Regions from separate parts of the Homo sapiens genome. Here region 1 is linked to region 2. The links are chromatin loops, found by intact Hi-C in ENCODE. Cell type or tissue: Caco-2. All regions are shown on one strand. Each heading gives the region's core, and the rest is flanking DNA. Links, peaks and the distances in the headings are about the cores only.

Evidence for each region. Hi-C counts contacts between places; a loop is a spot of excess contacts. Peaks named below come from ENCODE experiments on the same cell type or tissue, not always from the same donor. Only the 100,000 strongest peaks of a DNase experiment are listed, where the experiment ranks them.
Region 1: it touches region 2 in a loop (16-fold over the local background); 1 of 110 quality-filtered maps calls a loop at or near these places.

The regions. Positions count from the first base shown.
Region 1 is chr5:130,389,416-130,393,821 of GRCh38, forward strand. No RefSeq gene overlaps it. Among named protein-coding and RNA genes, the nearest start is that of CHSY3-AS1, 490 kb to the left of the region's middle. In Caco-2, for the core only: no CTCF peak of the experiment used is centred there; no DNase peak of the experiment used is centred there.
Region 2 is chr5:130,474,011-130,478,416 of GRCh38, forward strand. No RefSeq gene overlaps it. Among named protein-coding and RNA genes, the nearest start is that of CHSY3-AS1, 570 kb to the left of the region's middle. In Caco-2, for the core only: no CTCF peak of the experiment used is centred there; a DNase peak (open chromatin) is centred at 2,491.

The DNA of each region.
Region 1 (4,406 bases), core at 213-4,212, 84 kb before region 2:
TATAATTTCCTGTTCATGTCATTCTCCTGAACATGGACAGTATACTAAGTATAAACAAGGTGATTTCTAAATTTGAAGTAAAGGGCATCACGAGATACTCTTTCACACTGAATGTGGGTATAGAAAACTGGTAGCTGATAAGAACACTGAAGAACTAGGAATTTATCTAGATCTTATTTTAACTGCAGATTCTGGTATAACTCCTCATGATGAGAAATATCTATTTTTACCAATTCCTCAAAATTTTTATCTTTATATTTCTATTCTCTGTATGTCTGAAATAATGGTTTTAAATGAGAAAAATAATTTTTAAAATTTAATCACTCATGTAAAAAGTAGTTTTTCTTGTCTTAGTGATATTCATTGATTTTCTAGATCCTCACTAACTTGCCCAGTAGTCATATGGGTCATTCAACAGATACACTCAACTGCCTTTATTTGAAAGGATCTATAAAAGGAACCCACTGCTCAGAGAAGTGCTCTCTGTATCCAACCTCGAAGTAACATTCCAAAAGAAACCACTGCACAGCATCAATGCTGCCTAGCTACAAAGAAAAGGATCAGGAACTAGGATTTCTACGCTTAAAAGAAACATATTAAGTTGTAGTTTAAGAAAATGTTTCTGCTGTTTTAGTTATGTAGCTATTCCTCTAGACTATCTTTTCATTAGATTTTAGTTTGTTGTTTAGCAGCTGTGTTCTTAGAAAGCTGATAATATGTTGAACATAGTTCAAATTTATTATATACAGCTCCAAAATTCATATTGAAAATTTTGGCCTTTTAAATAATACGATTCTCAAATAAGCTTTACTCATTGTGTTATACCAAATGTTGATACAAGTTATGTGTGTTTGTTGATACAATTATCAGATAATTCAAAACACAGCAATGTTTTTTATTTTTCAGGGAGTAACTTCTCAAGTATATTCCTTAAGTTGTTTAATATTGGAGGAAGAAAAATGAACCCTAAAATTTTCCTAATAGGCAGATTTTACCTTAAAGGTAATCTATTACTTAAAACAATGTGATCAAAAACAGTTGTGTTATTTGAAGTAAGAGTAAAGTTAATAGTGACAACATAATACTATTTTAATTGTAGTTGAGGGCTTTTTTTTGGTTTATTTTCAAAATATTTTCTCATAATGACTCTTCCAGGATATTTTAAGCTATTCCATATAAAAGCACAAATTTCTAGGATACAGTACCAGCTAGTTACTAATAAAGTTTGAATTGTCATCTTTATTTCCCATTGTAACATTCATAAAAATGGACATACATATGCAACATTATTAGAGTTCTACAAATTCAGTTTAGATTTAATTATCTAAAAGATATCAAAGGGATCATCACTAAGCAAATCACAAAGAAGCTGTAGAATCCAAACAAAGAAGAAATAAAATATTTCCACTACCTCTTGGAGAGATATGGTCTTCAGGGATGAAAAACTAACAGTAGCATCCTTTAAATTGGGATCTGGACAATAATTTTAAAACCTAGTAACAAAGCCTAGTAAATAAAAATTCCATCTAAATAATTACTGTATAAATTTTTTAAGACATAATTTAAAGATAATAATGATAAAATATAATACTTAACTGTGTATAAAATCCCAGATTTTTAAAATCAAAATGTAGAGTGAAGTGGCTGAGGCCAAATAAAATCATGCTTGATTCTTCCTTTTATTTAAATAAAATATAAATGGATAAGTTATTCTTTATGTTGTTAATTAGGGAAATCTATTTTTCTTAAAAAAATAAATCCAACCACTAAGCATGAAAAGACAAGAATATTTTCTGAATACTTACAGCAATAAAAACAAAAATAGCTTATAGAGAAAAAAGCCAAAACGCAGTAAAAATCAACAACTAAAACTCAGACAGAATGGTGGAAATGTCCATTACAATTATAAAATAAATGGATTAAATATATAAATATAAAAATATGTAGATTGTACACATATAAATATGTAGAAAAAACACATAAAATTTAGCTTTGATTAAAAATGAAATCTTGGTAGATTTTCACGGGAAAAATACAATTAAAAAGTTAAACATGAAAAATATATAGAAAAAAGCAAAAATTTGAGAGCTTTGTAAAAATACCTTTTCAAGGATAATTGTATTAATTTTTTGCTTTAATCTGAAAATTGTTAATGCAAAAATTAGGAGGGGTCTTTGGTGGAAATAATGATTTTTTTTCATTACAAGTGTTGTACTACAAAATGTAGTGTTATAGACCATATAGTCATAATTTTCTAGGCACATCTAAAACAATTTGTTTTAAAACCACACAACTAAATGGAAATTGAACAACCTGCTCTTGAATAAATACTGGGTAAATAACGAAATTAAGGCAGAAACAAATAAGCTCTTTGAAACCAATGAGAACAAAGACACAATGTACCAGAATCTCTGGGACACAGCTAACGTACTGTTTACAGGGAAATTTATAGCACTAAATGATCACCTGAGAAAGTGGGAAAGATCTAAAGTCAACACCCTAACATCACAAAATAACTAGATAAGCAAGAGCAAACAAATTCCAAAGCTAGCAGAAGACAGGAAATAACTAAGATCAGAGCAGAACTGAAAGAGACAGAGACTCTTTCAAAAAATCTTTCAAAAAAATCAATGAATCCAGGAGCTGGTTTTTTGAAAAGATTAACAAAATCGATAGACTGCTAGCCAGACTAAGAAAGAAGAAAAGAGAGAAGAAACAAATAGATACAGTAAAAAATGATAAAGGGGATATAACCACTGATCCCACAGAAATACAAACTACCATCACAGAATACTATAAACACCTCTGTGTAAGTAAACTAGAAAATCTAAAGGAAATGGATAAATTCCTGGATACATACACTCTCCCAAGAATAAACCAGGAAGAAGTCGAATCCCCAAATAGACCAATAACAAGTTCTGAAATTGAGGGAGTAATTAATAGCCTACCAACCAGAAAAAGCCCAGGACCAGACAGATTCATAGCCAATTCTACCAGAGGTACAAAGAGGAGCTGGTACCATTCTTCCTGAAACTATTCCAAACAATAGAAAAACAGGGACTCCTCCCAATTCATTTTATGAGGCCAGCATTATCCTGATACTAAGACCTGGCAGAAACACAACAAAAAAAGAAAATTTCAGGCCAATATCCCTGATGAACACTGATGCAAAAATCATCCTCAATAAAATACCAGCAAACCGAATCCAGCAGCACATCAAAAGGCTTATCCACCACAAATGAGTCAGCTTCATCCCTGGGATGCCAGGCTGGTTCAGCATACACAAATCAATAAATGTAACCCATCACATAAACAGAACCAATGACAAAAACCACATGATTATCTCAATAGATGCAGAAAAGGCCTTCAATAAAATTCAACACATCTTCATGCCAAAAACACTCAATAAACTAGGTATTGATGAAACGTATCTCAAAATGATAAGCTATTTATGACAAACCCACAGCCAATATCATACTGAATGGGCAAAAGCTGAAAGTATTCCCTTTGAAAACCAGCACAAGACAAGGATGCCCTCTCTTACCACTCCTATTCAACATAGTACTGGACATTCGGGTCAGGGCAATAAGGCAAGGCAAAGAAATAAAGGTATTCAAATAGGAAGAGAGGAAGTCAAATTGTCTCTGTTTGCAGATGACATGATTGCATATTTAAGAAACCCTATCGTCTCAGCCCAAAAACTGCTTAAGCTGATAAGCAACTTCAGCAAAATCTCAGGATAGAAAATCAATGTGCAAAAATCACAAGCATTTCTATACACCAATAACAGACAGAAAGCCAAATCATGAGTGAACTCCTATTCACAATTGCTACAAAGAGTATAAATACCTAGATATCCAACTTACAAGGGATGTGAAGGACCTCTTGAAGGAGAACTACAAACCACTGCTCAAGGAAACAAGAGAGGATACAAACAAATGGAAAAAAATTCCATGCTCATGGGTAGGAAGAATCAATATCGTGAAAATGGCCATACTGCTCAAAATAATTTATAGATTCAATGTAATTTCCATTAAGCTACCATTGACTTTCTTCACAGAATTAAAAAAAAAACTACTTTAAATTTCACATGGAACGGAAAAAGAGCCTGTATAGCCAACACAATCCTAAGCAAAAAGAACAAAGCTGGAGGCATCACGCTACCTGACTTCAAACTATACTGCAAGGCTACAGTAACCAAAACAGCATGGTACTGGTACCAAAACAGATATATAAACCAATGGAATAGAACAAAGGCCTCAGAAATAATGCCACACAGCTACAACCATCTGATCTTTGACAAACCTGACAAAAATAAGCCATGGGGAAAGGATTCCCTATTTAATAAATGATGTTGGGAAAATGGTGAGCCATATGCAGAAAACTGAAACTGGACCCCTTCCTTA
Region 2 (4,406 bases), core at 112-4,111:
GGTCTGGGAATTTTTTGGTAGGCATTTTTTTTTATTACTGATTCAATCTCACTGCTTGTTAATGTTCTGTTCAGGGTTTCTATTTTTTCCTGATTTAATCTAGGAGGATTGTATATTTCCAGGAATTTATCAATTTCCCCTAAATTTTCTAGTTAGTATGCACAAAGGTGTTCATAGTAGTCTTTAATGATCTTTTGTATTTCTGTGGTATCAGTTGTAATATCTCCAGTTTCACTTCTAGTTGAGTTTATTTGTATCTTCTCTCTTCTTTTCCTGGTTAATCTTACTAATGGTCTATCAATTTTGTTTATCTTTTTGAAGAACTAGATTTTTGTTTCATTTATCTTTTGTATTTTTTTGTTTCAATTAGTTTTGTTTAGTTCTGCTCTGATCTTTATTTTTTTCTTCTTCTTTTGGGTTTGGGTTTAGTCTATCCTTGTTTCTCTAGTTCCTTGAGGGATGACATTAGATTGTCAATTTGCACTCTTTCAGAGTTTTTATGTAGGCTTTTAACATTATAAACTTTCCTCTTAGCACCACTTTTGCTGTATTACAGAGGTTTTGATAAGTTGTCACTATTATCATTCATTTCAAAAAATTTTTAAATTTCATATTGATTTCATTGTTAACTCAAAAATCATTCAAGGGCAGATTATTTAATTTGCATGTGTTTGTAGAATTTTGAGAGTTCCTTTTGGAGTTAATTTCCAGTTTTATTCCACTGTGGTCTGAGAAGATACTTGATATGATTTTGATCGTCTTAAATTTATTGAGACTTGTTTTGTGGCCTATCATATGTTCTGTCTTGGAGAATGTTCCATGTGCTGATAAGAAGAATATGTATTCTGCAGTTTTTTGGGAAGAATGTTCTATAAATATGTTAAGTTCATTTTTTTAGGGTATAGTTTAAGTCCATTGCCTCTTCATTGACGTTCTGTCTTGATGACCCGTCTAGTGCTGTCAGTGGAATATTGAAGTCCCCACTATTATTGTGTTGCTGTCTATCTCATTTCTTGGGTCCAGTAGTAATTCATTTATAAATCTGTGAGCTCCAGTGTTAGGTGCATATAAATTTAGGATTGTAATGTCTTCTTGTTGGACTAATACTTTTATCACTATATAATGTCCTTGTCTATTTTTATTTTTGTTGCTTTAAAATCTGTTTTGCCTTATACAAGAACACTTACTCCTGATACCTTTTAGTTTCCATTTGCATAGAATATCTTTTACCACCCCTTTACCTTAAATTTCTATGAGTCCTTTAGTGTTGGCTGAGTTTCCTAAAGATGGCAGATATTTGGTTGGTGGTTTTTAAAAATCCATTCTGCCATTCTGTATCTTTTAAATGAAGCATTTAGGCCATTTACATTCAACATTAATATTGAGATGTGAGATACTGTTCTATTCATCATGTTAGTTGTTATCTAGATACTTTTTTTCTCTCTCTCTCATTGGGTTATTGTTTTATAGGCCCTGTGAGATTTTTGCTTTAAGGGGGTTCTATTTTGGTGTATTTTGAGTTTTTGTTTGAAGATTTAGAACTTCTTTCAGCATTTCTTGTAGTGCTGGTTTGGTAGTGGCAAATTCCCTCAGTATTTGTTTGTCTGAAAAAGACTTTATCTTCCCTTCATTTATGAATCTTAGTTTTGCTGAATACAAAATTCTTGGCTGACAATTATTTTGTTTAAGGAGGCTAAAGATAGGACCCCAATTCCTACTGGCTTGTAAGGTTTCTGCTGAGAAATCTGCTGTTACTCTGATAGTTTTCCCTTTGTAGGTTACCTGATGCTTTTGTCTCATAGCTCTAAAATTCTTTCCTTCATGTTGACTTTAGATAGCTTGATGACTATGTGCCTTGCTGATGATTTTTTTGCAAGAAATTTCCAAGGGGTTTTTTGAGCTTCTTGTATTTGGATATGTACATTTCTAGCAAAGCCAGGAATGTTTTCCTCAATTATTCCCTCAAATAAGGTGTCTAAACTTTTAGACTTTTTTCTCCCTCAGGAATGCCAATTATTTTTAGGTTTGGCTCTTTTACAGAATCCCATATTCCTTAGTGATTTTGCTCATTTCTATTGATTCTTATTTCTTTATATTTGTCTGATTGGGTTAATTCAAAAGCCTTATCTTTGAGCTCTGAAATTTTTTCTTCTACTTGTTCTAATCTATTGTTGAATCTTTCCACTTCATTTTGTATTTCCCTAAGTGTATCTTTCATTTCCATGTCTGATTTGTTTTTCTTTATGATATCAATTGCAGGGGTCTGGCTCGCAGACCCTGACCCAGTGACAGATGAGAGACATACACTGACACAGATATTCTGCCTGTCGGTCTGGCTAAGGGGCTCTGCCCTAAGTCTGGAGCATCGCCTCAATAAGCCGGTGAAGTTTGCATTATTTAGTACAGATTAAATGACAAAGGCTTTGAGTCAGCACACTTGTGGGTAATTAATCTGGTTGCCCTCTCCCAAGAGAGCCATCCTGCCCACGAATGATCAAAGGTTAGTCTTAGCACCACATGAGTAAACATTATTTAGATAAACTCCCTTACATTCCTTTGCACCTAGTTTAAGCTATTTACTCAAGGTAAGGATTAGGCTGCCTTCAGCCAGATCTATTACTCAAGCTATGCAAACTTCCCGGCCTTCCGAGAAGGTTTGTATCTATATCCTATAACTTCATCTTACAATTTTTCCAACCACACTGACTGATCCCCTACAATGAATCTCTCTGGAAAATTTTTTATTCATATGCTAGATTGCTTTTTAAATTACTGTATGTTGGCTTTCACCCTTCTCTAATATCTCCTTGAATAGCTTAATAATCAGCCTTCTGAGCTGGGCGCACTGGCTCACACCTGTAATCCCAGCACTTTGGGAGGCTGAGGCAGGCGGATCACGAGGTCAGGAGATTGAGACCATCCTGGCTAACATGGTGAAACCCCTTCTTTACTAAAAATACAAAAAATTAGCTGGGCATGGTGGTGAGTGCCTGTAGTCTCAGCTGCTCGGGAGGCTGAGGCAGGAGAATGGCATGAACCCAGGAGGCAGAGCTGGCAGTGAGCTGAGATCGCGCCGCTGTACTCCAGCCTGGGTTACAGAGCAAGACTCCATCTCAAAAAAAAAAAAAAAAAAAAATCAGCCTTCTGAATTCTTTATGTGGTATTTTAAAGGTTTCTTGTTGGTTTGGATCTATTGCTGGGGAGCTAGTGTGATTTTGTGGGGGCTCCTTCTCATTTGGGTAGACTATTTCTTTAAATTGTTCTTAAGTTTATTTTTTATTTTATTTTTTACTTCTATTTTCCCTCTTAAAAGAATCTGACTTTAATGTTTATATATTTTTTGTTTTTTGTTTGTTTGTTTGTTTTTGTTTTGAGATGGTGTCTCATTCTGTCACCCAGGCTGGAGTGCAGTGGTGCGATCTCAGCTCACTGCAAGCTCTGCCTCCTGGGTTCACGCCATTCTCCTGCCTCAGCCTCCTGAGTAGCTGGGACTACAGGCACCCACCACCGTGCCCAGCTAATTTTTTGTATTTTTAGTAGAGACGGGGTTTCACTGTGTTAGCCAGAATGGTCTCGATCTCCTGACCTCATGGTCCGCCCACCTCAGCCTCCCAAAGTGCTGGGATTACAGGAGTGAGCCACCAGGCCTGGCCTAATGTTTATAGTTTTTTATAGCCTAATTTGATTATTGGTGCTTTTAGTAGTGAATACTCTGTTTGAGTTCCTTAGTTATAAAGACTCTTTGTGCACTGGCTTTCCCAGATGCTAGCTGTAGTAGTTATGTACTTGGTGTGTGGGCCAGTTCACTGTCTCCAATGGAGGTGGAATGGCAGGGATCTCTTGAAGTATATCTCATTCTCTCATAATGTACACTTTATTTATTGATTTAATTTTTCCCTTGTATTTTATTTACTAAGTTTATTATTCAGGTTTCAGATCAGTAGGGGCAGTATCCCCGGGTAGGCACCAGTTATAGCTAAAGCAGTTTGGTAGATGTAATACCCAATGCTGGGCAGAGGTCCCAGCCTTGATGAAGGTGGTCAGGGAGCTCTCAATTAGATGTGCAAAGGCTTTATCATGGTGAAGGGTGGGAGCTACCTCAGCTCCCCTGCCAGGCCAGCCGGAAACCTATCCACCTCACAGTCTCATTCCTGACCCAGTGTTCTGGCTATTCAGATCAGTCAGGCACCTCTCTTCATCGGAAGAAAAGGTAATGTTCCAAGTAGGGAGGAACTGTGGCTCTGCCTCTCGTGCAGACCTGAATCTAGGGAATGTTCCTCCTGGGGGGCTGCAATCACCCTGAATTATTCTGGGAAGGTTGTCTATAGGTGCATCCACACTGCATTCCTGTAGAAGAAGCCCCAGCTGTGTCTACAGTGGTATACCAGGAGGGAACAAGGATCCCT